6 separate regions of the Mus musculus genome follow, and regions 1, 2, 4, 5 and 6 are each linked to region 3. Evidence: chromatin loops called from intact Hi-C (ENCODE). Cell type or tissue: heart. All regions are shown on one strand. Links, peaks and the distances in the headings refer to the core of each region. The heading gives the core; the rest is flanking DNA.

Evidence for each region. Peaks named below come from ENCODE experiments on the same cell type or tissue, not always from the same donor. Only the 100,000 strongest peaks of a DNase experiment are listed, where the experiment ranks them.
Region 1: a loop joins it to region 3, with 2.9 times the contacts of the local background. A loop is called at or near these places in 8 of 42 quality-filtered maps.
Region 2: it touches region 3 in a loop (2.9-fold over the local background); 7 of 42 quality-filtered maps call a loop at or near these places.
Region 4: a loop joins it to region 3, with 4 times the contacts of the local background. A loop is called at or near these places in 4 of 42 quality-filtered maps.
Region 5: a loop joins it to region 3, with 3 times the contacts of the local background. A loop is called at or near these places in 37 of 42 quality-filtered maps.
Region 6: a loop joins it to region 3, with 3 times the contacts of the local background. A loop is called at or near these places in 7 of 42 quality-filtered maps.

Annotation. Positions count from the first base shown.
Region 1 is chr2:84,797,100-84,802,460 of GRCm38, forward strand. It overlaps Ube2l6 (ubiquitin-conjugating enzyme E2L 6), which reads left to right and starts at 1,729. Exons shown (of 4, transcript NM_019949.2): 1 at 1,729-1,833. The coding sequence starts at 1,807. In heart, for the core only: CTCF peaks have their summits at 1,181 (motif pointing left), 1,380 and 2,310; DNase peaks (open chromatin) are centred at 1,202, 1,732 and 2,322; H3K4me3 peaks cover 2,640 bases; H3K27ac peaks cover 2,535 bases.
Region 2 is chr2:84,615,416-84,620,776 of GRCm38, forward strand. It overlaps Ctnnd1 (catenin (cadherin associated protein), delta 1), which reads right to left. Exons shown (of 19, transcript NM_001085450.1): 5 at 4,504-5,039; 6 at 1,065-1,528. Among named protein-coding and RNA genes, the nearest start is that of Ctnnd1, 33 kb to the right of the region's middle. In heart, for the core only: a CTCF peak has its summit at 2,563; no DNase peak of the experiment used is centred there; H3K27ac peaks cover 720 bases.
Region 3 is chr2:84,452,068-84,457,428 of GRCm38, forward strand. It overlaps Tfpi (tissue factor pathway inhibitor), which reads right to left. Exons shown (of 9, transcript NM_011576.1): 4 at 1,733-1,930; 5 at 490-528. Among named protein-coding and RNA genes, the nearest start is that of Tfpi, 19 kb to the right of the region's middle. In heart, for the core only: CTCF peaks have their summits at 2,194 (motif pointing right) and 3,348 (motif pointing right); a DNase peak (open chromatin) is centred at 3,374; H3K27ac peaks cover 661 bases.
Region 4 is chr2:84,755,989-84,761,349 of GRCm38, forward strand. No RefSeq gene overlaps it. Among named protein-coding and RNA genes, the nearest start is that of Gm19426, 14 kb to the left of the region's middle. In heart, for the core only: a CTCF peak has its summit at 2,965 (motif pointing left); no DNase peak of the experiment used is centred there.
Region 5 is chr2:84,657,718-84,663,078 of GRCm38, forward strand. It overlaps Btbd18 (BTB (POZ) domain containing 18), which reads left to right and starts at 1,362. Exons shown (of 5, transcript NM_001145100.1): 1 at 1,362-1,876; 2 at 2,380-2,464; 3 at 3,331-3,442; 4 at 3,714-3,883. The coding sequence starts at 3,760. It also overlaps a transcript of Ctnnd1 not described here. In heart, for the core only: a CTCF peak has its summit at 2,768 (motif pointing left); no DNase peak of the experiment used is centred there.
Region 6 is chr2:84,600,234-84,605,405 of GRCm38, forward strand. Ctnnd1 (catenin (cadherin associated protein), delta 1) reads right to left here. Exons shown (of 19, transcript NM_001085450.1): 17 at 4,951-5,013; 18 at 3,416-3,519; 19 at 548-2,670. The coding sequence ends at 2,659. Among named protein-coding and RNA genes, the nearest start is that of Ctnnd1, 48 kb to the right of the region's middle. In heart, for the core only: no CTCF peak of the experiment used is centred there; no DNase peak of the experiment used is centred there.

The sequences.
Region 1 (5,361 bases), core at 594-4,593, 350 kb after region 3:
TGTTAGCTGCATATCAAGTTTAAGACCAATCTGAACAACACAAAATGGTATTTAAAAAAAAAATACTGGGGCTGGAGAGATGGCTCAATTGTTAAGAGCACTGACTGCTCTTCCAGAGGTCCTAAGTTCAATTCCCAGCAACCACATGGTGGCTCACAACCATCTGTAATGAGATCTGGTGCCCTCTTCTGGTGTGTCTGAAGATAGCTACAATTTATTCATATATAGAAAATAAATAAATAAATAAATAAATAAGTAAAAAATACTGAAGGGAAATTTTCTCTCTGTGTTTCAACTGCTTGAGAGCCCCTCAGAGGACAAACACCACAATTTCTCCATCTGATGTGTTCCATCGATAGTACCTGGCACTTGGTGTTAACTAAGACTACTAACCAGAAATGGGTTCAAATGCCCTTATCTCCAAACTATATTTAGGGATTGCTGATGGTGTCCTGCTTATTGCTGGCATTTAGAAGGTATCTGGTTAAAGTTATTGAACTGAAAAAAGAACCCAGAATCTTTTTTTCTTTTTCAAGATTTACTTTATTTACTATATGTAAGTACACTGTAGCTGTCTTCAGACACACCAGAAGAGGGCGTCAGATCTCATTTCAGATGGTTGTGAGCCACCATGTGGTTACTGGGATTTGAATTCAGTACCTCTGTAATAGCAGTCAATGCTCTTAACTGCTGAGCCATCTCTCCAGCCCCAGAATCATTTTTCAAGCACATCCTATATGTAAGCAGAGCAGATATTTGGTTCCTGGACAGGAAAATAAAAATCATGTGACCTACTGGGTCAAAATCTTGGGCTTCAAAATATGCTAATTTCTGGGCTGGAATGGGTGAGGCAGGTAGGTGGATTCCCTTCTAACTCTAGAACTTCTTCCAGAGGCTGGGGGCTGCTATTACACCTTGGCCTCGACTTGAGCTGGGATGAGGGGGGTCTTTACTCTTGCGCAGAGGGCTAGAGACTTCTTGGCTGTTCATTTGGACACACAGTAGTTCCATAGTTTGTAATCAGTTGGTGATAAAATATAATAGGCTCCTGAAATCTATCTCGAGGCTTCAGCCACCCATCGTTTTCCCAAATTGCCACACAGCAGACACTTTCTATGTGTTCAGTAGAGTAAAACACAGAACGCCCAAAATAAAAGCGAATGAGTCCAACAGCGTCCTCTAGTGGTGCTCGGGCACCAAGCAACCTAAAAGAAGCATCGCTGCGTTTCTGCCCATCTGCTGGACTGTACCACTCAGGGAGCGGTCCTCGGAGGACATAAAGTCTATACTGACCCCCCCCCCCCCACTCTCTTTTAGAACGGAGCACTGAACCCACAAAGGCAAAGTGACTTGGCCCAGGATTCTGAGACTTTCTTTAGAGGTGGTAGGTTCACAATTCCATTGCGGAGGTCGCAGAGAGCCCTGCCCCGGAGCTACTTTGCATCAAGAGTATCTCATCTGTGCTTTGGGCGAGTTTGCTCTCAGCGTCCGGGGAGCTGACAGAGGCTGGAGATGAATCCCATCCTGGCTTCTACGAGATGTACCCCGCAAGATGCAGGAACCAAGAGGAGCAGTGCGCTCCACCGACGTAGTCTCTGATCTGCAAGGAGCATGAGTTGCTGAGATACGAGATCGCCAAGCTGGGCACTCGACTGCAGCCTCCAGATATCCACCAAAGGGGTGGGGAGCAGGTCTTTGCAGCTAGAGTCGGTGTGGGTGGAGTGGAGCGTGGGCGGGGCTCGGGAGCTGCAGTTCAGAGAGCGGTGTCCTGCTGGAATCTGCTGGTGCCCCACGCTCCAACCCGAGATGATGGCCAGCAAGCGAGTGGCGAAAGTAAGCCTATGTAGGATGACCCTTTCCTTGTGCCCCTTCCCGCCCTGCCCTAACCTTTCCGCCCTGCCCTAACCCTCCCCTGCCCCCTTGCTCTCTGAGCTTTTTTTGTTATTTGGGTACCAGGGCTGGCTGAAACTCAGGTATCCTCACCTTTTCCCAATGGAGAAATGGGAGGAGAAAGGCGCGGTGTGTGTGTGTGTGTGTGTGTGTGTGTGTGTGTGCGCGCGCGCGCGCGCGAGAAGGAGGGAGAAAGAGAGGAGGAAGGGAGGGGGCCTGATTGAGAAGGTCTGGAAAAAAAAGTTGTCATCAGCTTCAAAAAAAGTTGTCATCAGCTGTACTGGCCACGAGAATGAACTGGTCTTTCCAAATGGTTTCCAATGTATTGGGCTTTCCAAACTGGTTTCATTTTCAATTTCTGCTGGAAATTTATTAGTGGAACTTATCTAAGGCACAGGAAGGGCTCTGTTGCTCCGCCTAGTGGATACACCCATAATTTGATACCTACATTACCCGAGGCCACAGAAGAGTGATGTTGGGCGGTGGGGTGGTGAATGGACAGACCGTGAAATAAAACGTACAGACTAGTTCCTGGATGAGAAGTAACAATTTATGCTCTGAGTAGGTTATTTGTATGCAGTCCTGCTCCAGCTACTAAACGCCTACTTTGTACTAGCCCAGTGCCAGGCAGCAGGAGCAGAAAAGGAACAGAAATCTTGTTCCGTTTGAACGTTCATTTCTATGAGACACTATTTGGTACTATCTGAAAGAATGAAAAAAGGGCAGTTTCCTTAGGAATGTCTAGACCGCTGAATGGAGCCAGGATTAGAGATCGTGGAGGAGAAATGCTCGTGAGCCAGGGCTGGTACCGCTAGGCTTTGAGTCTCCCCGAAGTGCTCCTCTAGTCTGCAGAATTGAGGGGAAGGCTTCCTCAGGAGACAGAAGGGATGGTTGCTGGCCTCATGTTTCTCTCTCTCTCTCTCTCTCTCTCTCTCTCTCTCTCTCTCTCTCTCTCTCTCTCCCTTTCTTTCTTTCTTTCTTTCTTTCTTTCTTTCTTTCTTTCTTTCTTTCTTTCTTTCTTTCTTTCTTTCCTTCTTTCTTTCCGAGACAGGGTTTCCCTGGCTGTCCTGGAACTCACTTTGTAGACCAGGCTGGCCTCGAACTCAGAAATCCGCCTGCCTCTGCCTCCCCAGTGCTGGGATTAAAGGCGTGTGCCACCCAGCTGGCCTCATCTTTCAAAAAGAAAATTCTTTTGAGATGGAGAAGTCCAGAGCAGACCCAAAACAGAACTAAACTTTGTTGGTTTTAGGCTGGTACTAAATGGGGCAAAGGGTAATTTGCTACCTCAACGCTAAAAGGTAGACTGGCTTTTGTTGCTCCGGAATTGTCAGCACCAGGCAGTTTGTTTTATTTAACTCTTAGAACAACTGTGAGATAACTGTGTCTTCCCATTTCATGGAAGAGGAAACTGAGACATCAGGGAGAGTAACGTGGCTGGCCAGTGATATTCTGCAGAAGTAATGGGGCTGGAATTTGAGCCCAGACTGATAAGAGTCTAACTCACAGGGCTTTTCCTGCCTGTTTGCCTTCACTTTCATTTCTCCTAAGTCAGGTGACTTACTAGCTGGCTTTGGGAGGAGCTGTGTGCACTGGTGTGGGTTTCAGCAATCATGGAAAGTTCGTCAGAATTCATCAAAACACAGAAAATTCAAGTGTTAAGAGAGAAAATTTCCCTTCGGTACTTTTTTTTAATACCATTTTGTGTTGTTCAGATTGGTCTTAAACTTGATATGCAGCTAACAATGGCCTTTAATTTTTAAAAAATCATTTAATTTAATTTTATGTGTATGGATGTCCTGCCTGCATATATATCTGTTAACTACCTGCATGCCTAGCAGAAGCAAATGAGAGCATTAGATCTTCTGGAACTGGGGCTAGAGACAGTCATCAGTCACCATGTGGGTGCTGGGAATTGAACCCAAGTCCTCTGGAAGATCAACAAGTGCACCTCCCCACTGAGCCATCTCACCAGCTTAATTTCAGGATTCTTATGCCTCCATCTCATTCCCTAAGACATGGGATCATGGATGTGCACTGCTTTATCAAGTGTTGTACAGTGCTGAGGATTGAACCCAGGGTTTTGTGCACGCTAGACAAACACTCTACCAACTGAGCTGCATCTTCAGCCCAGAAAAATGTCCATTCAAGATCTATGTTATACCTAAGCCTTTGTTCTTGCCCAAGCTATGGCATGGGTTATGCTTGTGGTAAGATAGAATAGGCAATGAATGGTCATGGCTGTAGGTAGAAGGCATGAGAAGCCATTTGTTAGTGTGATTACATATGGAAGATGGGTTTAGTGATGAATGGGAGTGTGGCGTGCTTATATACTTGGGGGTCAGAGTACAGATGATGCACAGCAGTGAAGGACCCCACCCCCAAGCCCCTGGCTTAGGGGAACTTTCTACCTGCATGTACACAGGCCTTTCTCAACTTTCTCTCTGTTGACATTTGGGACCAGATCATTCTCTGTAGCTAGGATGTTTCATCAGCGTGGACTTTACCCGCTGGGTTGTGGCAGCACTCACCCCATCTGTGACAATAGAAAACGTTTCTAGATATTGGCAAAGGCGTCCTGATAGGTAAACACATCCCTGGATCAGAACCACTAGTTTGTATCTATTCATTGTCCCCAGCGTTGCCTTGAATATGTGACTGTTTTTCAAACCACCACCCCCTTCTCAAAATGAGAAGAACTGGAGTCCTGTGGGTGAGGTCCCTTGGTCAGATGCACCATGGTATAATGGGGACCCTGAGTGTGCTGGGAGTGTGGTGTAGGGCACCACCTATCTTGCTCAAGGTCCTTGGTCCCATCTCCACTACTGCAATAACCAAACCAAACCAAACCAAACCAAACCCAAAACCTTTGAGTTGCTCTGCAGTGAAGAAGCCATTTAACTCAGCTTTCCCAAATGTTCTTAGCCATAAAGCCCTTTTCCTATAGTAGCTATTAGTGTTCCATGGGGACCTGCACATGCTTGTCCTGTCTGGGCTCTCTGTCTTTGCTCCCTGTTTTTCTGCCTGGTGGGCTCCTACCTACTCTTCAAGAGCCATCTCTGAGCACAGCACACAGTCTCTGTGGAGTGTTCCCACTCTCCTCCTTCCTGGTTATGTGCCATTCACACTATTCATGGCCTTGGATTCGTTCCCTCCATTACTCCAAAGGCGTTCTTGAGGCTGCACTCTGTCTTAGTCAAGGGTCAGCCAGCGATGTTCAGTAGACTGCTCTTGAGAGAACTCAGGGATCTCTGGTGATTAAGCCACATTTCTGAGAAGGTGTGTCACTTCTCGTCCCCTAGTTACCATGGGTGATGTGCAGTTTCTCACCTGGGAAGCCTGGATCACCCTAAGGTGGTGGTGATGATGGATGCGTGATGTCTCTGCCGTTCATTCTGCCAGTGCTGAAAACTCACATATTACTGAAGAGAGAGGGATGAAGTAGGACTCAGTGAGTTTTCTAGAGAAAGGGCA
Region 2 (5,361 bases), core at 655-4,654, 160 kb after region 3:
GGCTTCTGGCCCATGGTAATATGTATTTTATAGTATAGTTTAATATAGGCACAAATAGCTTTACAAAACAATCTACACCAGTTTCTTTAGCTCAGCAACACAGTCACTTTGGACCACATAATTCTTTGCTGTGGGAAGTTGTCCTGTCTATTGTTGGATGCTTGCCCGTTAATCAGGCCCTAGCCTTTACTCATTGGATGCCAAGAACATGCTCTACCTAACCTCAAGTTATGACAACCAAAAGCAACTGCAGCAATGGAGATGTCCTCTTGGGGCAAAAATATCCTGCCAATTAAGAACCAATATTTCTTTTTCTTTCTGGAATGGTGATTATACCCCCACAAAACGGATCACCTTGTATAATCTGGAAAATTATTCCAAATAAATGGCCATAAACTCAAATTTCTAAATGGAACAGGCTGCTTGAGTCAAGAAAGGTACACATTTAAAACAGATTATAAGGTTGTGGATAAATGGCAATTGCTCTCCAGCTTGTGTCTTTGGAAAACAAGTTTCTCTACTACTATAGTTGGTCAAAAATAACAGACTGCACCAGAAATGGTGGCCCACTCGTTAATCCTAGAGCTCAGGAGGCAGAGGCAAGTGGATCTCTGTGAGAAGACAGCCTAAGCTACATAGTGAGTTCTAGAACTTGCCTACATAGAGAAAGACTTTACCTCAAAAAAACAAGAAAACATGCAGGTATGCACAATGTGTTGGAGAATATTGCGTGTGTCATGTGTCATCCAATCAAATCTGTAAAGCAGATTTGACCCAAGGCTACTCACTACCTCGGAACCTATAATCAAAAGATAATGGATTGGCCAGGCATGGTAGTGTATGCTTTTTATCACAGAATTTGGGAGGCCGAAGCAGGTAGATTACTTCAAGTTCAAGTCCAACCTGCTCAACATAGTGAGTTCTAGGCCAGCCAGAGCTACACAGTGAGACCCTGACTCAAAAAGAATTAATTATTCAATAAATTAATTAAAAGTTAAGAGTCTAGAAAGTTCTAGATCCATACCTGTCTATAGATTAACAGTGACCTCTAACCTGGCACTCACCAGTAATCACTTCAGTCAGGTCCATATCACGAGCCTTTCGGAGCAATCGGACCAGAGCAGGAACACCATCACAGTTTTTTATGGCGATCTTGTTATCTTGGTCACGTCCAAAAGAGATATTCTTGAGAGCTCCACAGGCTCCGAGGTGCACTTCCTTTTTGGGATGGTCTAACAATCCTACCAATATCGGGATACCCTTGAGCTTCCGCACGTCAGTCTTCACCTTGTCATTGCGGTAGCATAAGTGCTGCAGGTATGCAGCTGCATTGGACTTAACAGCATCCAAGCGGAAGCCTAACATGGCAATCACCTCTGGCAGCTCAGGCTGTCTCCAGTTTGAAGGTGGGGGCATTCCCTTTCGCAAACTATCCAAGCTTGCTAAACTGCCCCGCTCATGCTGAGCTAAAGGAGCCCAATAGTACTGATCAGGCGGCACCTCTTCACCAATCATGTCTTCATAGCTCCTGCAATTTTGAAAGAACAAAGAACCAAGCAGTTAAATCTGGCTTCATAGACATTCCTATTACCAATCATCTTCAAGGTAGGATCACAGCTCTACAGAGATCATGTGTCTCCTCTGTATGGTCAATTTTTAATAATTTTGTGAGCAAGTGCAAGTACTCTCAATGTCCCTCGACATTATTATTATTATTTTTTTTTGAGACAGAGTTTCTTCCCAAATCTGAAGCTTGCTGATAAACTAGTCTGACTGTCCTGCAGGACCCAAGGATCCTCTTATCTCTGCCACCACAGAGCTTAGCTTGTTATGTAGGTACTGGAGCTCAAATCCTGGTCCTCATGTTGTGCAAAAAGCATTTCACCAACTGAACTCTCTCCCTGGGTCCAATTTTAATAACTTAAAAGTAACCTGTGGCCGGGTGTGGTGGCGCACGCCTTTAATCCCAGCACTTGGGAGGCAGAGGCAGGCGGATTTCTGAGTTCGAGGCCAGCCTGGGCTAAAAAGTGAGTTCCAGGATAGCCAGGGCTACACAGAGAAACCCTGTCTCAAAAAACCAATGAATGAATGAATGAATGAATGAATGAATAAATAAATAAATAAATAAATTTTAAAAAGTAACCTGTGAAGTTTGCTGATTGAGAAAGACAAGTATGTGGAACGTTCATCACAAAGAGAACACACAAGGAATCCGCACACAGGAAAGAGCTAGTGGAACAAAACTATTAAGCTCGCCCTATTTTGGAAATTGAAGAGGCACTGATCAAGAAAAACAGAGGACTTCTGGCTATATTGTTGAGGAGTTAGCTTTAGTACTACTGAGGCATAAACTTGAACACTAGCTGTCACAGTTCATCCCAGGGCCTCACGTGCTATTCAGTCAGACAGGTATGTTCCAAGAAGAGTTCCATCCTTCAACTTCTACATTTCCATGTCTGCCAAATGGCACCTATACACCAACATATATTGGAATGTCCCAGCTCTTGGATCAGAAGAAGAAACTGAAAGATGTCAGATGAGAAGCAACACTTCCTGTTTCAGTACCATCAATACCCACTAGAGGGTGAGCCTGTCACACTGTTATTTATAAGTACAAAGGAAGAACCCTATTATCTATGAGCTCACCTCACTCACCACCAACCCAACCCCCCCCCCCCCCCCCCGGGCTCCCACTGGGATAGGGGACTCTATTGTGTAGGACTCTCCAAATAAGACTTGCTTGTTCCATAAAACCACTCCCACAGTCACCAAACATTGAAAATTAGCCTACCTAACAGGTATCAACACTGATCATTAAACAATAAAAAACTCAGTAGAACAAATCATTTCATTAAAAAATAAATAGACTTGGCAGTAGTGGCACATGGCTTTAATCTCAGTAGTTGGGAGACAAAGGCAGGGCAAATCTCTATGAGTTCAAGGCCAGCCTGGTCTACAGAGAAAGCTCCAGGACAGCCCTGGTCTTGAAAAACCAAGGGAAGTAGGGGGTTGATAGTAAAGGCACCTTTAAACTTAAAATGTCATTTAAACAAAATAAAGTAAGTTGTTTTGTTTTAAAAGCAGATTGCTAAACACTATATGAAAAAATATTTCCTTTTAATGAGAAAACAGGATACATGTTTTCAAGAAAACCCCAAGAAACACCAAACTGTCCATGAGAGAATGGTGTTTTAGGCTGTATGCTGAGCATATTTTACTTTTCTTGTTTAAGACAAGCAACTATAAAAATAATTGCCACTGCCAGATTTTGTTTCAGTCACTCAAGGAAGTCTATCTTTATACTTCCTTCTTTCATAGGCAGTAGATCAAGATTCTTTCACAAATAACAAAACTGCACAAATGACCCAATAACTTGCTTAAGGCTCTATAGATAATGGCAGAGGCAAACTAAAACCAGGGTTTTCAAGTTCAGTGCTTTTGCCACTAATCACTGCCTTGCTATGAAAGTTTGACCTTGCACTATTCTTGAAGGCCGAAACAGGAAGCAGAATTCTTCTAGTCAAGAATCTTGCTAGTCAAGCAGGATTCCAAACTCAATGTCACCCTGGAATAAACCCAAGAACCAAGCCCCAAACCCGCTCTATGTGACTGGCACTTCAAAGGACAGCAGGGAACAGTCTGGTCATCCACACCCACCTGTGTCTAATCTCTCTTGGCTATTGAGGAAGTCAGAGCAAGCAGACTTCAGCCCCACTCCTTGGGCAGACTCTTCTAATGATAGCTGCTATCTATCTACCCTAGCTAGCTTACACCAGCTAAGATCTGGTGCCCCTTTAGGAATAAAAGGTGAGTCACATGGGAGTTGAATTTGCTAACCACGCCATCTGAAGAGTGTCAGTGACTCAGGCTTAGATAATAGGGCCTCTACTCCTGTCCCAGACTAATTCAGTTTATGGTTAGCCAATACCACCTAATATACATTTGGAAAGTGCCAAGACCTTTGCTTTGGAAGGTCATGAACCTACTTACAAAGACTGAGAACAGCTGCCAGGGCACCCTCACTATCAAGATAACTATAAGCCTTCCTTTATTTCTTAACTTGGAAAATATAGACCCTGATTTTAAAGTAATGTTTGCAGCCCAAGACCAAACATGTTTTTTTGTGCACACCCATAAGTAAGAGTTTTTAAAATAACCTTTTAAAAATATGAAATCCCGACAAGAGACATGACAAAGGCACTAATGAACAGCACACAAAGCCTAAAATGGGTCCTTTAAAAAAGGTCTACCAGCCAGAGCTAAATAGTGATACCCTGTCTCAACAATAACAAGAATAAAGAAAGGGAAGGAAGAAAGAAAGGGAGTGAGGACCAATCAATCCCATTGTAAAATCTTCCTCCATGGCAACTACGCATCCAAACAGTCAGCATGGCATCTTCAGCCAGCAAAGATCAGCTCTAGGAGGAAGAGCCCTCAGAGCAGACAGGTGCTTAGTGACCTCTAGGAGTCCCTAAAGCTACCTCTTCCCCCACTCCTGCCCACCTGAGGCGTCGTCGAGGGTCAGAGGGTGTTCCTGTCCGACGGGCAGTACCATAATCAGACATCATGCCGTAATCGAGGTCATCATAGCCCATGCTGCGCTGGTCATCCTCTAGCCCGTAAGGCTCAGGATGAAAACGATGCAGGTCCACACTGCTTCCACCTACTCGAACCTGGGGCTGGGGCCCATAGACATCTTGTCTACTGGGTGCCCGGTAGCCTTCCATGCTGGGCCTATACCGCTCCTCAATTCGGGTCACCCGGGACAGACTGCCGTAGTTGTCACTGCCACCTGGATAACCATCTTCATAGTGTCGGCCATACCCATCTGGAGGATAGTGGAAGTTCCTAGGAAGAGTGGCAGTGCCCGCTTGCCCCACATAGGGACCAGGGCCCCCATTGCCATTCTTGCGAAAATCACGGCCCAAGGTCTGGATATAGTTATTGGAGACTGCTGAGGCGTCCACGGGCAGCCCGTCTGGCCCCATGGGGACAGGCTGTACTGTCCGAGTTGTCATTGTCTTCACAACTTTTTTGACCTTCATTTAAGGAATAAGAAAAGGAAAACCAACTATTGAGGAAATAAAGAATCTAAGTTTAAATTCCACAGTACTCTAAGATAGAAACCCTACCCTCTAGGTCTTTATACAGAAGTGTGTGTCATCTATATCTCTTCTCCATCCTACAGAAGCCCTCAATGGAAAAAAACTGCCCAATCACTAACATCCTCTCCGGAAGCTACTGTAACTGTCATACTCCTCCTCTCTTCCCACTTCCTGAACTTCTTTTACCTTGTCTCTTTGCCCAGGCATCACTTTCTTTCTGGCAGACAGTGGCTTTGGCTCACTTAACTCGTTAGCT
Region 3 (5,361 bases), core at 558-4,557:
AACTGAAGAATGAGACAATCAAGGGTTTAACCATTATCTGCATGGTATTTAAAAAGCCTTGTGAAAAAAAAAAAGCCTTGTGGCTCTTGGGCAGTGGTCTTCATCTTCCTAAAGCTCTGACCCTTTAATACAGTTCCCATACCATAAAATTATTTCACTGCTACTTCATAACTGTAGCTTTGCTACTGTTATGAATTGTAATATAAGTATCTGGTATGAATGATATCTGATATGCAGCTCTTGTGAAAGGGTCATTTGACCCCTCTGAAGGGGTCACGACCCACGGACTGAGAGCCCTAGATGCTTTGCTCTAGATGCAAAGCTCATGGCCCATGGAGCCTTCCCAATGAACAGTGTCTGTAGTGTCTAAGTTTTCAGTTAAGAAAACATTATCTCTGACGTCATGTGGATGTAAAGAGAACCCCACCAGGGGTGTATAAGAACTATCTTAGATCACTGCTACTGATTGACACGTAAGTGAGCATTTACCTGCTCCAGATGCTGCCTTCACAGCTGTCTTCTCATAACCTGCCAAAGGAAGGATGTGAATCAGTGGCCGTCATCGACAATGTACTATTATGACTTGATCTTCAACTAGGACAGTTACATAATCCAATTAGCATTCTCATACATGCCCTAATGAACCAAGTTTTATAGAGAGAGGTTATTTTAGCCAGTCATTTTTGTTTCCTTGTTTTATTATTGTTTTTACCTATTATGTTAGTGCATATCAAATGCAAGGTCTTATAAATGCTATGCCAAAAAAGTCTACCACTGAACTGAATCCCCAGATCCCACTGCCGTTTTCTAAACTTGTTTTAACTGATAGATAGAAATGTAGAATTATACATAGCAATGGGGTGTTATGTCATATTTCAATTCACTGTATACTAAGTGATGTTTAAGTGAGGCGAGATACATCTACCCCCTCAAATATATATCAGATTTTTTTGTTGAAACTTTTTAAAACTTTTCCATGCAGCTTTGGGATGCATAATATTGCATTGCATGTCGCTCCCCTACTATGCATTAACACCAGGTGGGATTACAAATGGTAAGATTGGCAATCATTATCAAAACGTTATAAAATTATGATGTGACTGAGAGTAAGAATGCCAATGAAGTTTAATCACACATTATATGCTTTATAGTCTTTCAGCCATATATTCAATGCCAAAGCTAGACCAGGTAAAGTTTACATGGGAGGGATACAATTTTGATGTTTTTTTGTAGTATTACAAATTTTTCATATAAATGACTCATTTCTAGGTCAGTTTTAGAAACTCTAAGCTTACTCAAATAATAGAAGTTTATATGTGATAATACATTTATCCTTAGAGCCTAAGGGTCAGTTCTCTGACTCACTATCTTCAGAGAAAAGCGTTGGAGGAGCATGCTGCTTATAAAGGTGCAGCCAAGTCTATAGGAAAAACAACTGTTTCCTGACTGCCCAGCTCCCAGGTAGGTACGCTCGCTGCATTAATGTCATTGTACCTATGAAAGTCTTCCATGGACTATGGGTTTCTTCCCTTTGCAGTATAGATAATAAATGAAGCTTCATAATTTTATGATAACTGGTAGGATGAAATCAAGAAACAACAGTGGGCCAGAAACCTAGAAATGTAAACAGCAGGCTTTCCTGGGAAATCACATTGTTCTTCTAAAATTATTGAATCTGCACTGAGACCTCAACCACACCAACTCTTGTGCCACAGGCTTCCCGGAAACCTACCTGGTATGCATGTTTTCTTACACTCTTCCAGGGTATCAAATCGGTTCTCGTTCCCTTCACATCCCCCGTATATAAATTCTTCACATTGATGAGTATACATATTGAAAAAATAACTCCTTATCATTGCTTTGCATGGACCATCATCTGCCTTCATTGCACAAAATGTATGTAGCGGTTTCATTGACCCCAGCTCAGAATCTACAAGGTAAATTTTAAAACATCACGTGTGTAGCTCTCTCCCAACACTATGATAACATCCTTGCTGTTGTTTTGCCAAATATACAATTTCCACCGTCAATTTTTAAATGAGAAAATTAAAACTGAAAATTCAGGTTATTATGGGTTCCATGCAAGTAACGACCTGAGTGAGCGAGCCTATATGTTCCACGTGTTTGATAATTTATATATGATCTATAAGGAAGGCACTTGAGGCTTTAAATGGCATAAACCAATTTGTCCTTTAGAGGGCAGCAGTGCTCTGTTAAGAGACAATCTATGAGCACTACTGTAAAACATTCTCTTCATTCACCATTATTTTAAATACTAAAACATGAATGGACATCACGTCAAAGTTCTCACCTAAAAATTATTTTAAAACAAAGTGTAAATTGTACATAGATGATAATCTAGTAATAAATCCATTTTTTTAATTCCCTACAATTTTAAAATGTGAATTTTTGGAAAATATTTTACATACATTTGATCTAGGCTACTTTCAACTATCTTCTTCCATTTGCAATTCATTACTATAGTTAAATATTAATTAATATATTCTGGCCATATTTTAATAAAGTTATGATTCTAACAAAGACATTGGAATGTTCCCACTTATTTCTTCCTTTTTTACTTATTTACTTGTTTGCGAACATGCTTGCAGGTATGCATAAGTGGAGGGGTGCACATACTCCCTGACTGTCTCTCTTCAATTGCAATCTCTCACTACCCTAGAACTCAAAAGGCACGCTAGGCTGGCTGGCTGGCTCTGGGGACACCGGGCCTCAGGAATCTGCCTTTCTCTGGCTTCCCACTACAGGACTTACAGACATGCACCGCCAAAGTCCAGCTTATTTTTACATTCATTCTGGAATAAAACTCAGTTCCTGGTCTTACAAGTCAAGCTCATTCCTGTCTCCTCAGCCCCAATCACCTATAGTACTGGTAAAATCAGATATCTGTGGTGTCAAACGTCAAGTTGACTGAATCAAGAGTTATCTGAGAGATGGCTACTGAGCAGGCCTGGGGTATGGCGGGGAAGCACTGATTGATTCTTTGACTCCCACGCTCTGGGCTGAGAACTAGACAGTGTTACCGGAAGGAGAGCTAAGCACAGATTTTGTCGTGCTTCTCTCTGGCTGACTTATATCAGCTCTTGCTTACTGAAATCGTGTGTGTGTGTGTGTGTGTGTGTGTGTGTGTGTGTGTGTGTGTGTGTGTGTGTGTGTGTGTGTGTGAGTGTGAGTGAGTGTGAGAGAGAGAGAGAGAGAGAGAGAGAGAGAGAGAGAGAGAGGGAGAGAGGGAGAGAGAGAGAGAGCGTTTCTGTCGGTATGTGTTCAGGAAGACACAGAGCCCAAGTTCAGCCTGCTATTTAATAAGTTGGCCACAAGAGGGAGACAGTGTACCACAAAAGAGTTGTTTCTTCAGTGCTGTTGATGTAGTTACAGTAATTACCGGCAAACTTTCCTCTGAGTAATTACAATCTCATGGAACTTCGTTATAAAATCATCTAATGATCTCCCAGCAGTGATGCCAGACACCTTTAATCCCAGCACTTGGGAGGCAGAGGCAGGCAGATTTCTGAGTTGGAGACCAGCCTGGTCTACAGAGTTAATTCCAGGACAGCCAGGGCTACACAGAGAAACCCTATCTCAAAAACAAAAACAAAAACAAAAAGCAGATCTACTTTTGTAGATGTTCTTTGTGATGCAGGTTTTATCAAGTTGCTTAGACTTATACGTGCAGATGAGAGAACTGACTCTCATATGCTATTATACCAGGTATAATTCACAATAATAAGAGTAAGATTATCACAGACCTGAAAGGCTGAGATTTCACCCAAATACTTGGACTAAACAATTCAATTTAATAAAGTAATGTCTGCTCAATAGCACTCTAAAAATTGCTTTATAAAGCTGGAACTCATTTTTGATGAAAATCTGGTGCTAAATTCATAGCAACCACGTAAAGACAAAAACACTATCAACTTTTTATTTCGTTATTACCTTATTTCTTTAGAATTCCCATATTAATGAAGTTACCATAATTTTATATCAGTATATTCTATGCATTGATCTTGTTGCTGTTCACACCTAAGCAGGATGTCCCAGACAACAGGAAGACCTCGGGTTAATCTCGGACATCCACAGCCATCCACTCTTGGGAAGGTGTATGCCTGTCTTGGTTTTCATTTATGGGGATAACCTTTTTGAGTATTAAAATTGTGCCCTGAATACGTATCTATCAAGAACTGGGTTGTTATTGCAGATACAACAATATATCGGGCAGCAGGCCCTTTTAATGACGCTTGCAATCACTAATTTACAATAATTACAATAGTAATTTATTGAAGAGCTTACTAAAGAGCGAACAGCAGACTACCTCAGGGAAGGAGTAAGGATAATTTTTCTTACACTTGGAAGAGTTGAGAATAATGTTTTTAAAAATAAGGACTATCCTTCTGTACCCATGAAACTAGAACATTTGCCGAATATTATAACAAGAATCTGATCCGAGGTAGCCAAAAAATAGAATTATAATTTACATTTGAATATTTGTGATTGAGTGTTTATATTTTGTATCTCCTAGCATAAGGGTAACAATCTGGTTTTCTTCCCTGTGTCTTGGGATGTCAAATAAAAAGCTCAGTGAAATACAGAATGCTCAAGGGTCACGGGATGCCTGGGTGATAGCGTGTCCCTCCCCTGGAGAGTGTTTGTGGATCGAGGGCCAACAGGTAGCTTACTAAGGGTCCCATGCTGCGTGCCTCTTGGTATTGTAAAACTAATTAAAAATTAAACAGAAATAAAACAAACCTAGATAAGACTGTGCAACTAGTTGATCAAAAGAGTGTCAAGTCTACAATGTTAAATCAAGCTGTAGCTAGCTGCAGGACTCCGCCCTCTAATCCTAGCCCTCTGAGACTGAAGCAAAAGCTCATAAGTGCAAGGAAGGTCAAGCTGCACCGTATAGTTGGGAACCCTCCATGACACTGTGGGGATTTAAGACTCTCCTCTCGGCTGCCATCATTCCCTCCCTCCCATCAACTAAGGCATCAGGCTCAGGAGTTGGGTTTACCCAACCTTGTTCCTGGGGAATACACTGGACAAACTCACTAGAGATGAGAATGCATACATGAGACTCTAATATATGTTAGAACTACACTATAATCTGTCAAATTGTGAATATTTCCCATTATCAATAACTTGAGTTCTATCAATAGTTTTGTGCAAAGTGTTACTGTGGGGGAAATATATAAATCTACAATGATATAACCACTCACATTTTTTTCATTATTAATATTCTTATCTCACACCTCATGAAATTGGAACTCCAGTCCACACCAATCCCTTTGATGTCTGTCTATTCTCATCTCAGACACTGTTATCTTGAACACACTGGTAAGAAGGAGAGGG
Region 4 (5,361 bases), core at 783-4,782, 300 kb after region 3:
CTATGAAAAAAACCCAAATAGGGTCAGCGAGATAGTTCAGCAGTTAAGAGAGCTGCCTGCTCTATCAGTACTGAGATTAAAGGCTCTGGCCCAGGCCTTTGTTTCTGTTTGTTTAGTTCTTTGGTTATTATGTTGTTTGTTTTTGTTTTCCTAGTCTATTGATTGGTTAGTGGTTTTTGTTTTGTTTTTGTTTTGTTTGTGAGAGGGTTCAGAGTACTCTGGACCTTGCTGTGTAGCTGACGCTATATCCTTGAACTCCCAATCTTCTTGCCTTTACCTCCCAAGGATGGGAAGCAGGCATATGCCACCACACCATGCTAAAAGGATACTTCCTAAGGGCATGGCCTTCCATGATTACGGAGGACGAAAAGTTCCATGACAGGCTGTTAATAAGCTCGACAATCAGGGAAATTGGTGATACAGTCCAGTCCAAGTTCAAAGGTCTCAGAACCAAGGAAGCTTGTGATGCAACTCTCAGAGATCAAAGGTCTGAGAACGGGAAACTGTTGGTGAGAGCGCTGGATTCTACAAGCCAGACAATCTAGTGCTCTAATGTCTAACCACACAAGTGTGTCCCAGCACTAGAAAACAGAGTGAATACTAATTCATTTCCTTTACCCTAAATTTTAAAAATGTTCTATTTTTGTATTTATGTGTGCAGGTGGTTTTTAAAATTGTTATTACCTTCCCTACTTACTTAGTGTGTGCATGGGTGGGCATGTGTGTGCCATGGCATGAATATGGAAGTTAGAGTCAGCTTGCACACGTTGGTTTTCTCTTTTCCTTCCACTTTGTGGGTCTGGAGGATTGAACATAGGTCATCCTCAGGTTTGGTAGTAGGTGCTTTATCCCCACCGAGAGATCTCATTTGCCCAGGGTGTGGGTGTAATTTTGTCTGCGTGTGTGTATGTGCACTTCATGCATGCCAAGTGCCCACAGAGGGCAGAAGACACACCAGGCCCCCAGAACTGGAGTTAAAGACAATGTGAGCCATGTTCTGAGTGCTTGGAATCAAACCCTGGTCCTCTGCAAGAGCTCTTCACTGTAGCCTCCCCCAGCCTTGAGCGGGCTGATTCAGACCTTGCTGCCACTGAGAATGAGACCACCTGGGGTGGAGCCTTCTGACCCAGATGGCTTCATTGTTTTGTCACCACTGCTGCTCTTCTCCAAGATGCTGCTCCCTGCTGAGAGGCTGAACCTGTCTTCCTGAGAAAGTCCTGAGACAGCCAGCAAACTGGCGATTGACATCTTACTGCCAAACTAGTGTTGTCAGCCTAATTGCTTACAGGCTGGTGACAGGCATCAAGAGTGGATCGGGTGGGAGATGGGTTTTCCCCCTTTATAAGCACAGACTCTTAGTAAACATTGGACTTTGATCAGAAATTTGTCTTGGTCTCCTTTCTTCTCTCTTCTGCTGGCTCCTTTACAGCTCTGGCCTCTCACTCAGGAACCCAGTTCCTGTGGCCGCAAGCAGCTACACTTAACCACTAGCCCCTCCCTTTACCCTTTTGCTTCATCTGTGCTTGCAGCCAGCTGGATAGTCCCCATCTATACCAAGGGTACGTCTTCTACACTGGTCCGTTGCATCCACATGCCGGTCTTCTCTGAAACATTCTCAAAGACATATCCAAAGATAATGGCATAAGCCTGTCAAGCTGGCTTCTAAAATTAAATAACATTGGACTTTGTGTTAGATAGTTATTGATACCATTGTGTCTACCAGCTATAGCTTAGGACAAGACCCTGAGCATTGGTGGACACCAGGAGAGTTGTGATTCAGAGGTCTGGAACCTTCCAGAGTCTCAGTAGAACCTGAGAGTATTGTTATTGAGACAGCAGATGAGCTGGTGAGAACTATAAACTTTGCAAGGTTGGTTGTTTATTGTTGTCCGGGAATGCAACTCCAACTTTTTGTGTTTTAGACAAGTACTCTGTTACTCACCCATACCTTTGTCCAGGAATCAAAGTATGAATCCATATTGGGCAACTTAAGATTGTGGATCACTATTGGTTTCAGCAGCACTTGTGGAAATATCAGAACTCGGGGCTGGATAGATGGCTTCGTGGTTAAGAGCACTGACTGTTCTTCCAGAGGTCTCGGGCTTCATTTCAAGAACCCACAGGGCAGCACATACCTTCTGTGACTCCAGTTCTGTGACCACCATGGCCAAATTAACTAAAGCAAGCAATTAATTAAAACAAGCTTTCTATTTGTGTACACAGGTTGTTTCTTCCTAAGGCAGGGTTTGAGAGGTCAGTATTGGATATGAGGAAGACAAGACTTTTATAGTTTAAGGGTAGGGAATTTCCAAATGGGGATTTGGCAAGAAAAATAGGCGGGCTTACAGGAGCAGAACATAAGCATAACTTGTTAGTTATAACAACCTTCAGAAACAAAAACATGATTACAAGGTAGTTGTAACAACAGGTAGTCCTGACAAGGTAGCTATAACAACCCCTTTGAAACAAAGACAGGGTTGCAAATGATTACTAACTTTTTGAAACAAAGACGTGACTACCATTCTTGAAACAGGCAGTACAGAACCTGAACCTGTTAAGGTTACAGGTGGGGCATAGCCCAATTCATGAAAAACAGTTTAATCATAAACAGAAATGAACCTAGTTTATTTCTACTGTAAGATGGTTTTTGAGCCTAAGATGGAGGCAGGCAGGTTCTTCAATCTAACACCCTCTTTTGGCCTCTGTGGTCACCAGGCATGCATGTGGTACACAGACATACAGGCATGAAGGCCAAACACCCATACACAGTAAAACAAACAAACAAACAAACAACAACAACAAACCAGAACTATATGGAGATGTCATGGCCCCATACAAAACCTGTATGCCAATTCCTGAGATTTTTCATTTTTTGAAAGAAGAGAGAAGGAAATTAGTCTGGACCAACCAAAATTCAAGGGTAATGGCCACGTGAGTATGCAAGACAAAGCTTCAATAGCTCCATCATGTGGCAGAAATGCTAATTGTACAGAAACCACGACCCACTGATCTTTATTAGAATGTCACACAGGTGCTTGGTTGGGAACAGGATCATGGGAGTGGGTTTGCTGATTTATAAGACCCTGTCTGCCCTAAAGTAGGGCTTCAAGGTGGGTATTTTAGGAGTATATGTCTTTCTCTGCAACACGCTTGTCTTTTTCAAAAATACACGTGTTGCTGGAACTGGGATTAAGGATGTCAGCAGCAGAAGAAAAACCAAAGCAATCAGCCTACAGCTGAATGTATCAAATTTGTTCTTAGTATTATGATGTCAACAAAATGTTTTTAAAGAATTCATTTTGGTGTTGTTTTGTTTTGTTCTTTTTGAGTCGGGGTTTCTCTGTATAACAATCCTGGCTGTCTTGGGCTCACTTTGTAGACCAGGTTGGCCTTAAACTTACCAAGAACTTTCTGCTTCTGCTTCCTGGGTGCTGGGTCTACAGGTATGTGCCACCTCATCTGGCTCATTTTAGGTTTTCTGGTTTTTTTGGGGTGGAGAGGAAATTCAAGACAGGGTTTGTCTGTATAGCCCTGGCTGTCCTGGAACTCACTCTGTAGCCCAGGCTGGCCTCGATCTCAGAAATCTGCCTGCCTCTGCCTCCCAAGTGCTGGGATCAAAGGCGTGCGCCACCACGCCCGGCTTTTTCATTTTAGTTTTTTGAGACAGCTCTTTCTATGTAGCCCCAACTGTTCTGAAATACCCTGTGTGCCCTGTGTCCAGCAGACTGGTCTTAAATGCATAGAGATCCACTTGCCTTTGCTTCCTAAGGATTTTTTTTGTGTTCTTTTTAAGACAAGGTCTTACTGTAGCCTAGGTTAGCCTATAGCTGACTATGTAGGCCTTAAAATTTCAATAATTCTCCTACTTCAACCTCTTCAGCACTATTATTACAGACAAGCAACAAGCCCATATTTCTCCTTGGTTCCCTTAAAAATATTGTTATTACTATTATTATCATTATCGGTGCAGGTGTGTGTGTGTGTGGTGTTTGGCGTGTGTATGAGGTGTATGTATGTGTGTGAGTGTATGGTATGTGTGGTGCATGTGTGCATTTGTGTGTGGGGTGTATGTGTATATAATGTATCATGTCTGTAGTGTATATGTGTGTGTGTGTATGTGTGTGGTGTTTGTTTGGGGTGTGTGTACAGAGTAGGTGTGTATGTGTGTGTGTGGGGTATGTGTATATGTTTAGAGTGTGTGTGTGTGGTATGTGTATGTTGTAGATGTGTGTGTTGTATTGATATGTGTGTATGTGTGTGTGAGCTTGTATGTGTATGTGTGATGTATGTGTATGGTGTGTGTGTTTATGTATGTGTATGTGTAAGTGTGCTTGTGGGTATATTAGTGTATGTGTGTGGAATATGCATGTGTGATGTATATGTGTGCAGGGTGTCTTTGTGTGGGGTGTGTGTGAGGTTAGTGTGTATGTGTGGTGTATGTGTATATGCAGGGGGATATGTATATGTTTGTGGGTGTGTGTGATGTATATATGTGTGTGATGTGTTTGTGTGGGGTGTGTGTGTGTGTGTGTGTGTGTGTGTGTGTGGTATATGTGTGTATGTGGCAGGGTATTGAAGTAGAAATTTCTAGTTCTTTGGAAAGTTAGTTATGTCAAATGATGTTATGCTGGGGCGCCCAAGTGAAAGGATGTCTTGCTAAAGCAAACACAGGGAAGACTGTTTTCCTGAGGCAGGTACAGATGAAAGGATGTTTGGATATAGCAGACACATGAAATGATGCTTGATGAAGGAGTATAAATATGACCCCACAGACAGTGGGGGACGAGCAAAGTCTTGTTTTAATATGCTCCGCCTTGCTATTCTTCACTAAAGACACGCAGGTATTGGTTTGCCTTACATAGAGTTGTTGAGCTCAATTGTGATAACGCTGCCATTGAGAGAAACTTGCCCAAGGCTTGTTGTTTCTGCATCCTCGCCTCAGGCCAGCTGGCGAGCCTGGCAGTTTCTTCAGGATTGGACTACAGCTGCCTGGTGTCTGCCTGCCTAGAGGACGGGTCTGCAGCTGCTGAGTCCTATTTGGTGTTTGCTGCAGGGCTGAACTGCTGCCCAAGGAGATCAAACTCAACCCCGCCCTCCAAAGAACGATTACTGAACAAGTCCACTTCCTCCATATCCTAATAACTTTTCTCTTCTACCTCTTCTGAGTAGTGGGCTAGAGGAGAAGTTGAACCCTTATTAAAAGTAGGTTGCAAAAATTTTATACCTATAGGGCATGTGTGAATGTGGTGTGTATAGGTCATTGAACAATTTTTGAAAGTTGGTTCTCTCTGCACTTTCAGTTGGTGAAACATCCCCTTGGTCTTCATAAGGAAAGGCTCAGAGCAATAACTTGCTAGAGGG
Region 5 (5,361 bases), core at 401-4,400, 210 kb after region 3:
CACAAAGAAACCCTGTCTCAAAAAAAAAAAAAAAAAAAAAGAAAGAAAGAAAGAAAGAAAAGAAAAGAAACGAAAAACCAAGTCAACCAACAAAATCTATTTCTTAAACATTATTTTAGCTTTGATAAAAATATACTAATAAGTGGGTAAAATATTTTCCTTCCACTTCCCCCAGAATAGTCCACAATGGAATTGTACCTGCTCAATCAATTCTACTGTTCTGGTTTGATTTTTTGTGACAGAGCCCTGGCTGTCCTGGACTCGTTTTGTAGACTAGGCTGGGCCTGAACCCACAAACATCTGCCTCTGCTTCTGCTGGGACTAATAGTGTGCACCACCATGACAGCTAGTGGTGGTTTTGTTGTTTGTTTTGGTGTATTGACAGGTTCTCTCTACATAGCTCTGGCTGTCCTAGAAATCATTATGGAGACTAGGATGGCCTGGAAGTCAGAGATCTGCCTGCCTCTGCCTTCTTAGAAATGGGATTAAAGGTGTGTACTACCATCACCACCACCACCCCCCAAAAAAGGTCAGGCAGTGGTGGCACATGCCTTTAATCCCAGCAGCACTTGGGAGGCAGAGGCAGGTGGATTTCTAAGTTTGCGGCCAGCCTGACTTACAGAGTGCATTCCAGGACAGCCGGGGCTACACAGAGAAACCCTGTCTCGAAACACCAAAAAAGGCATATACTACCATGCTAAACTCATTCCTTGAAAAAACAATTTTTTTAAATCATTGTTTTTAGTACCATCACTGAAAAGCTTGTAGTCAGAATCTGAGCCTCCCCACAACTTGAGTCACCACTTCTCTGAGATTCAGGACTGGAACTGAATCCATGGGGCCTGGGGGGGGGGGGGGGGGGCGAGGAGCAGGGGGAAAGGTGGTCAGAAACCAGTCCGTATTTTTTTTTTTTCTGAACCTGTCTCTTCTTAGAAAATACCTATCTTAATCAGCAATCTTGCAAGCAGAAACGTATGTTTGGTTTTTTTTCTCCAAAAGATCTAGAAGGATCTAGCCAGGACAACGGTTATTTGCAGCCTCTTCAAGAAGAACACGCACACCAAAAAAAAAAAAAAAAAAAAAAAGTACCTCAACCGCTTCGAAGCCCTCCCAATTTAAGCAGAAGTCTTGGCCCTGTCCTCCATGTGCTCTGGGCCAAGGCAGATTCCAGAAGAATCCCTCCCATGCAGGCCCATGTGCCCTACCTCTCGCCACAGCCCAGCCGGCTCCCCTCGGCGTCAACTCCCTGGAGACTTCGCCTCCCACCAAGGCGCCCCTCCTCGTCTGATTGGCTCGCCCAGGAGCGGCCGTCCAATGAGGATGACGTATTCCGGACGCGCGGAGGGAGGAAGGAAGCAGTCAGGAACCCTCGACGCCCGGAGCGCGAGGCTGGCAGCGCGCGGTGTTTAGCCTGGGCCGCGTGGCCTCAGACCTCGTCGTCATCACTCCCAGTGCATGTGGGTGCTGGAGACCCGCAGCGGCCCGAGGGCGCCAAGGAGAAACTACAGAACCCGTGTGGACGAAGCCAGCGGTGACCGCGAGGGCCAGCCCTGATTTCAGGCCTCCACTAGCGCCTTGCTCCATTCCCAGCACCCCTCGCGCCGAAGAGCCTTCTTCAAAGGAGTTGGGCCTGGGGGCCCCAGGCGTGTGGGGGTGACCTGCTTTGCAGGGCCTTCTGTGCCACCGTTTCGCCACTAACCCTCATTTTCTTGTTTCTGGAGTGGGAGGGGATCGCTGAGGTTGTGGGGGCAACCTCTGCTGCTTGTCGCAACCTTTCGGCTTGAGGCTGGACATTAGGAGGAGACCAGCAAGCAGACAAGAGGACCGGAGGAAAGTGAGGACAACAGGAACAAATTCTACTGCAGAACAATTTCAGGTTGGGTCTGAGGACACGGCTAAGGCCTTGATGCTTTGGAAATCCTTCCCTCACCCTTGCAACTGGGGCCTCGCTCCTCTACATTTCCAAGGGCGGGGATGAAAATTAGTAGTCTTTCCCATCCTCTTTCGTAGTATAAGGCCACACACAAGCCAGGCAAGACCTCTACCCAAGTTCTATTTTGAGAATGGAGGTCGCTAAATTGCCCATGCGGATCTGAAACATATAATACTCCTGCCTTGGCCTCCTGAATAATAGCTAAGATTGCAGACATAAGGACACCAGACCACCAAACCCAGCTGATGCTTTGCGTTCTTTTTTTGTTTTTGTTTTTTCAAGACAGTTTCTCTGTTTAGCCCTGGCTGTCCTGGAACTCAGGCTTGGCCTCGAACTCCGAAATCTGCCTGCCTCAGCCTCCCTAGTGCTGGGATTAAAGGCGTGCGCCACCACGCCCGACGCTTCGCCTTCTTAATTTACTTACTCGCTCTTTTCTTTCCTGATAGTTTTGACGTGAACTATTTGGACTCTTCAGTGCTACCTGACAGAAAACTACGTAACGGTACCGGAAAAAGAACGCACAGTTGTACGGTGAGTGGAGGTGGGGAAGTGGTCATGACACATACACACACACACACACACACACACACACACACACAAACTAGACGTGTAGGTCAGAATATTCATTTTATTTGGTGGAGAAGAGTCAACTGCTTACCTCTCCTCGCTCCACTGTTAGCCAGGCAGTTAACCAGGGACACAAAGTCCACAGTATTGCAAATTGATGAGGCCAGTCTGGCTCACTTTGGTCAGTCAACAACTCACTTTGCTCTTGTTTCTCTGCAAGACCTCCCACATCCTGTCTTGTCTCGATTGTGCACCCTCTGCTGGTTAGTGTAATAAGTGAAAGGGAAGTGCTTATGGCTTTGCAGAGTCACTTTTATAGCTAGCAGTTAGAGCTTTTGAAAGTGTGAGGTTTAGAGTATTCTGAGCTGTGGTGCTCAGGAAGAATGCAAGTAGTTGGCACTACAGGAGTTGGGTCTTGGTGCTAATATGAATGAGAAAAACTGAGTAATAAAGATAGCAGACAGAGCTGGGCATGGTGGCACACGCCTTTAATCCCAGCACCCAGGTTGCAGAGGCAGGCAGATTTCTGAGTTCAAAGCCAGCCTGGTCTACAAAGTGAGTTCCAGGACAGCCAGGACTATACAGAGAGACCCTGTCTCAAAAAACAAACAAACAAAGATAGCAGACAGACACTTAAGGAGATAGTTATTTTGTACTAGGCATACACTGGACTAAGCAATCTTGCCTGTATTGACTCATTTAATTTTGAGTCAGTCTCCCTGTGCAGCCCATGCTGGCTGACCTCAAACTCACAGTTCTCTTGCCTTTTCGTCTCAGTTGCTTCAATTACAGACATGTACCACCATTCTCTTATTCTGTGTTTGAGACAGGGTCTCATATAGCCTAGGCTGGCCTTGATGGATGTCTGCCTCCTAAGAACTGGAATTTTAGACATGCTCCCCCATGTCTGGCTTATTTAAAAATTTTTAGAAGCCTTACAAGGTAAGTACTGTTATTTCCATTTCATGCATGAGAAAAATGAGTCTCTGAGAAGTTAGGTTACCTGCATGATATTAATACAGCTATGCTACTTTAGAACGGAGCCAAGACTCCCCCTGTCATAATAGTCTTTCTTGACATTATCCTCGGGGTAACTTCTCAGCTTGTGTTTCTTCAACTCATTAGCTTTTAATTTTTTTTTTTTTTGCCATTTAAAAGACAAAAACATAAGTTAGGGTTAATCTTAACTCTGAAATATATTATCTCCCCACAGGAATCTGAACCAGGAAAACCTAGAAGGTTTATTAACCAAATACAACATGTGCTCTCCTGCCAGTTCCAAAATCCTGTACAGGAACCCCCGGTTCCTCCGGGTAGCTTTTCTACAGCTTCATCACCAGCAGCAGAGTGGTGTGTTTTGTGATGCCCTTCTGCAGGCAGAGGGTAAGAAATTAACCGAGGTTGAGCTGAAAAATTACTATAGAACAAACAAGGTAAAAATGAGTTCAAGGCCAGAGATAAACTGTAAACCCAGAAGAATATTATTAGCTATATATGTTATAATCTCGCTGACAAAAAGCTTTTTGTTTCCAGGACAATTATTTTTGGGAGGGTATGAGGTTTTATTGGTAGTAGTGTTTATTTTGTTGAGATAGGGTCTCACTATGTAGCCCTGGTGACCTAGAACTTGCTTTGTAAGCCAGGCTGGCCTCAGGCTCAGGGATTTGAAACTTGACTCTGCTTTCCTAGGGCTAGGATTAAAGGCTTTCTTTTAGCACCTGGCTTAAAATAAGTTCGCATGTTTGTTTGTTTGTTTGTTTTTGAGATAGGGTCTTATGCAACCTAGGTTTTCCTCAAACTCTATGTAGCTGAAAAAGGCCTTGGACTTCTAATTCTCCTGCCTCCTGAATTTTCCACCATGCCTAGTTTGATGCAGAGCTAGGGATCAATCCTGCGTTTTTTGTGCATTGTAGGCAAGCACTCTACAAAATAAGCTATATCCACAGCCCTTCTAAAACTGTTCTCAAGAGTAGAATTGTTGGGAAGCTGAAAAGATAGCTTAATGGTTCAGAGTATTGACTGCTCTTCCAGAGGAACCTGGTTCGATTCCCAGAGTCCACATTTCAGCTTACAACTGTCTGCAACTCACACATGTGGTGTACAGATAAATATGTAGGTAAAACATAAAACCATTTTTTAAAAAAGTTAAACTGTTACCATTTTTTAACCCCTAAAATTAAACTAGAATGGGGCTGTAAAGATCTGGCGGCTCACTGGCTAAAGACATTTGTTGCTTATGTATCAGCAGGCACATGTTGGCTTAGACCCGTCCTTAAGTCCAGTTCCAGGGGATCCAGTGCCCTCTTAGCAACTGGTACACATGTGGTACATATGCATCTGTGTGGATGGAGTACTCAATATATAATTGAACCTGGATTTTAAAAAAAAAAAGTAAATCTTGAAGATAGGCAGGACTTAGGAAGTTGATGTAAAAGGATCACAAGGACAGCCCAGGCTACAGAGTGAGGTGTACTCATGCATGCTGCTCCTGTGTGTGCCCATGCTTGTCACACAAACATATATCGTTTGTTTTGTGGGCTGGGAGGTATACCACGACATACAGGTGAAGGTCGGAAAACAACTTGCAGGAGTCAGTTTTCTCCTTCCATTGAGTGGGCTTCAGGGATGGAACTCAGGTCTATAGGCTTGGTTGGCTGCTAGTACCTTCCTGTGCTAAGTCATGTTTCATGCCCAGACTGTCTCAACAAACAAAACTAAACAAAAGGGGTGGGGGGCATGGGGGGGTTGGCTAGAGGGATTAGTTTAGCACTTGTGTCGGTTTTACAAGAGGACCATGGTTCAGTTCCTAGCAATGGCATGGCAGCTTACAGGCTATCCAGTTCTAAGAGATCTGGCGCCCT
Region 6 (5,172 bases), core at 1-4,000, 150 kb after region 3:
TTTCTGTTAACCATATACAATTTGGCGGGATGTCCTACCAAACAACCCAACCGACTCCATAGGGCCTGAGCAGCATTGCCATGATCTGTGATCAGTGCTCTCGTGCAGAGGACTTTGAACTCTTTCACAGTTACTAAGGTAGCTGTTGGGACTGCTAGCTTCTAATCTTCTAGATTTGATATGTTGTGTTCAAAAGAGCCAAGCGTTAGAGGGCTTTGCTTAGTGCTGATTTTGTCATGATGTATGAGAACCCCAAAGAATGGGGAAGCCAGGGTATGCACTTCACTTTCTAACTCTAATAGCAGAAAGTTCTCATGCTCTACTTCAGCCATTCATTAAATATTTTTAAGACTCTGGAGTGGGAGGGTGTTACAAAGAACCTTCCTTCATTAGAGTTGGGACTGAAACTAAAGTAAGCCCATCCTGAGACAACGAACCGCCTTCTGGCTGCTCTGCATAGAAAAACAACACCGGCACCAAAGTAACTAAGAAGGAAAGGAGGGAAGAAGTGCAGCTGGAAGTGAAGAAATGACACAGACCTCCCACACACACACTTTAAAAACTTTTATTTATATAAAAAACTCATTTGTTTTTAAAAGCATTAACAAGAGAAAGAAAGAGAGAAAAGATACAGAGCAGAAGATATGCCCCTTAGTAGTATTCGGTGGGAGGGTAGGATTTTTGGTTTGCTGAAATTGAATGTTTAGTGTTTTTATAAATGAAAAAGGAAAAACAAAACAAACAAACAAAAAAACAGTTAAAGGTCCCCAAAGCCCATGGCTATTCTATTACCCACACCCCACCGAGAAGAAAGAGCACCAGGAAGAGCAGAAGAGGACAAGAGAACCCAAAACCAGAGGCAGATAGATGTGGGTGGGGGAGGCTCCCCTGTGCAGTGTACTCTGAGGGTCACAGAGAGCACAGAGCTCCTTTTTGCCAGAAAAGGGAAACGGGACTAGGAAGAAATGGGAAGGAAGCAAAGGTTGGGGGGAGGGGGTGACTGCAATGTATAAGAAAAGGAGTTGGTGGGCTGTGCACTTTTCTCCTACCCCATAGCCTCAATATATTAAGGAACAGGACAAGAGGGATAAAGAATTCCAGTTGCATTGAATAGAGCTTTTAGATTAAGGAAAGAAAATAAGGAAAAATGTTTAAAAAAAATTGCACCCACATAGTAGCTGCTTCTCTAGCCAAGCTGTAACACTCACTACAACAGAAAAGGGTGTAATGGAGGCATGGCCTGATTCCCTGTAGCCTTTCAGAGATGATGGGAACTGGGGACGACTAAGGAGTCAGAGTCACAGCACTCCCTCCTAACAGCCTCACTTTGAGACTTATCGGGATGGATTTTCACCAATCCCAACTGCACACTGTTAAGCAGAAGCCTGTTGTGGCTATGTCAGAGGCTTTAACAACACCCAGTAGGGACGTGAAGTTCCCTAAGTTACCACTCCTCTTCTTTGCTTCAGCTACTGGGGGTCAACAGTGGGTAAGAAAATAACAAGGTCTAACTTGCAAAATCATGAGAAATGAGACTGCAGAGGCAAAGAAAGGCACCTGGAAGAGAGGGAGGAGATGCACCCCAGGCCAAAGGCACAAAGAAGAGGCAAAGCCAGGGCAACTCCTACCTTACAAGGGCAAAGGGGGAGGAGCTATGTACAAGTCTTGTAAGTTGGCCAACAAATCCAGGGAAGGGGAGGAGAGGGAGGACAAGCTTATAAAGGACGAAGAGAGATGGGGTGAGGGGGCTGAGGAAAGCCAGCTCTGAAGCTTCCTGCCAGTTTCAGACTAACCACTTCATGTACATTCCTCCTAGAGGTTCATCTTCTCAATAGACAATCTTTCTGTTTCTTCTCAACCAGGGGGTTCCATGGCATTCTCCTTTTTACAAAGCATCTTGCAAAACAGCCAGGTCAAGTTAGCAGGTTTATCACAGGGTAGGAGAGGAGGGTTAAGGACAGCCTTGGTCAGGACAGCACCCCAAGGTTATCCTGAAGCTGACAGAGAGATGGAGTCTGTAGGTCCTTTGTGGTCCCTGCCTTGAACAGGAGGAACAAGAGTTCTCACTCTGAGGTTGGGGAGTACTTCACTTACTTGAGGGCCCTTGCCAGGTGGAATGTGCCAATGTTTCCAGCCTTCTTGGCTTCAAAAATCGCCACTGGATAAGGGAAGAACTCACACTTCCCCATCCAAAACAAAATAAAAAGTTCCCCCCACACCAGAAAAAATAGTCTTGATTAAAAGTCATCAGTTTGTCAGAATGCTGACTGCTGAACAGACAGTGTGTAATTTTCAGTTCTTCCCATTGCTTCCAGTAGAGAGTTCCACTCTCCCTCCCTCTATGCAAGGCCAAGAGTTCCAGGGAAGGCTGGCAAAAAGAGCTAATCTGCAGCAGTTTCTCAAGATATGCAAATAACAGAGTCAGGTTTCTTGGGGGAAAACTGGAAGTAGGGTCTGGGAGGATAGGACAATTAAACTTCAGTGGAAGATGTAGGTAATTCACGGATGACGGCAGCCAATTTGGGCTACAAGGGTAGGAGTCAGCCTGGCAGTTGGCACAATAGTCCAGCGAAGAAAGGAAAAAAATCATCAGTCCATTTCACCACCAAAAAATAAAAGTAATATATTATAAGCCCATATGGAGCAGGTAGAGTGGCGCTAAATCTTCTGCTGTGGGGAAAAAAGAGAAGGCTGTTAAGGCTGAGGACAGGACGACAGGGGAAACATACACAGCTGAGCAAATCTGGAGGCAGGAAAGCAGCACACAACATAGAACCAGATCATCCGCTGCATCCCAGCCTGGGAAGAGGTCGTGATCACAGAAGTAGAACCCTTGGGTACCATGCGGCTCAAACAAGTATCGCAGGCCTGATCAGATCAGCATGATTGGCAAAGAGTAGGCACACAGCAACCTCCTTCCTCAGGACCATCTTAGGGGTGACTGGAGGACATACCATGGGGGAGTAAGACACTTGGTTCCCCTCATCATCCAAAACCAACACATCCAACTCTTCCTCCAAAGATTCCTGCCCCTCGTCCTGCTGTGAACACATGCAATTTGTTAGTAAGAGAACCAAGGTAAGACTTTCTAAGTGTGTGCCAGATGGAAGGGAAATCCCAACATCTGTAAAGTGAACAAACCCTGTTAAGAGTACAGGGCAAACATCCTAAACAGGTAAGTGCAAGAGCAGGGAGATGTCCTCGAGAGCAGGTTAGTTAGTGTCAGTGACGTCAGCAACGCTTGCAAAATCCATCCACACAACCAATGAGCAACATCCCAAGAACCATCAAGATGCATCAAAGAAAACCTACCAAAAAGATTTGTCTTTTTCTTCCCGCCGCCTCCCATTTTATATATCATACAGTTTCAAAATAGTATTAGCCTCATACACAGCAATACATAACAAGGATTTACCATCAAGGGTGCTCCCTTCAATGGTTCCATATCACCCAGATCCCCAGATCGGTCCAGTGTTCTGTTGTGGTCTCCTCTCTCATTCAGTGTGGAATAGTTGTTATCTAGAGGAAGAAAGTACACAGAAATAAGACATTCCTTCTAGTATACAATGTATGTGAATATGTGAATTAGATTGTGAAATGAACTGTTTTAGATGCACCAACAAGATATTAAACACTGGTGCTTTTTAACACTTACACATAACTTGAGTATAATGGGAAAGATGGTGTATGAGAAATACCCAATACTGGGGATGTACTTCAGTGGTAGAGTGGTTAGTCTAGATTCAATTCCCACCACTGCAAAAACAACAAAGCAATAACAACAAGAAACAACAGTGTATCCCTTGGTGAGTGACACTAAAGAGACCTGGCCTACAAAAGAGATACAGCCCTGAAATTGAGAGAAGACAGAGAAATATGTTAACAATTGAAAGAAACTGATAAAGCAAAACACAACTTGAGTTTAGGTTTTGGGAATGAAAAGAATTTAGAAGAACAAAGGGGAAGGATATTCCCATAGAAGGCTTCATATACCCAAGTAGAATGATGAGATAGAATAGCAAATAGGAAGGAGGAACAAGAATTTGAGGTCATCCTCGGCTAACCTGGGCTATGAAATCCTGCTTAAAAAAAAAAAAAAGACCAGTAGAGAGTAAAGAGAAAAAACAAAGAGAGTTAGGGCTATACTAGTTATATGCCACATGAGACTTTCTGAGAACATATGTGGGAAGAAGAGGATCTATCAAGAATTCAAGGTCAGGGGGCTAGAGTGATGATAGTTCAGCACACTTGTTGCTACTGCAAGGGCCTGGATCAACTCCCATCACTCACTTGGTGGTTCATAACCAGCCCTAACTCCAGTTCTATGGGTTCTGACGTTTGAAAGCATGAGCCACCTGGTAAACACACATACATGCAGGCAAAAAAAAATCCCACTCGTACATACAGAATAAAATAAATTGGCTAGGCATGATAGTGTCCCAACACAGGGGAGGCAGAAATAGGTATATCCCTGTGAGTTTAAGGCCAGTCTGATCTACAAAGCAAGTTTCAGGACAGCCATGAATACACAGAAAGACCTGTCTCAAAAAAGAAAAAGGTTTTAAAAAGTTTTTTAAGTTCAAGATTGTCCCCTCCACAGCAACATGTGAAAATGTAGAAAAAGAGTAGACTGATCAAATTGTATTATAGTTTCAGATATCCTTTTTAAATGAGATAATCAATCACTTCAGGATGATAAATGGTAAGTCAGGTATGGTGGAGCATATCTATCATATCAGCACTTGGGAAGTAGAGGCAGGAGGATCAGGAGTTCAAGATCAGACTCAAGTGTAGTGAGTTCAAGACCTGACTATGTGACCTGAGACCCTGGAGAGAGAGAGAGAGAGATAGAGAGAGAGAGAGAGAGAGGGAGAGGGAGAGAGAGAATATATTCCTACTCACCCCAATTAAACACTATTCTGCAACATTAGACAGGAATTCACCACCTACCTAATGATTTTGTGTTTGACCCCATATTGCTCATTGGAATTTCTTCCCGGTCAGGTTTCTTATCTATATGGAATTAGAAAGTTACCCAAGTCAAAATCCAATACACCAGAATCTATATAAAGTAGACATTTCTTTTGGGAGTGCCATCTTTCCTTGCCTTTATTCAATAAAGTTTTACTCAGCACATAGTATGTGCCAAGACTAATCACAACCTACAGTTCT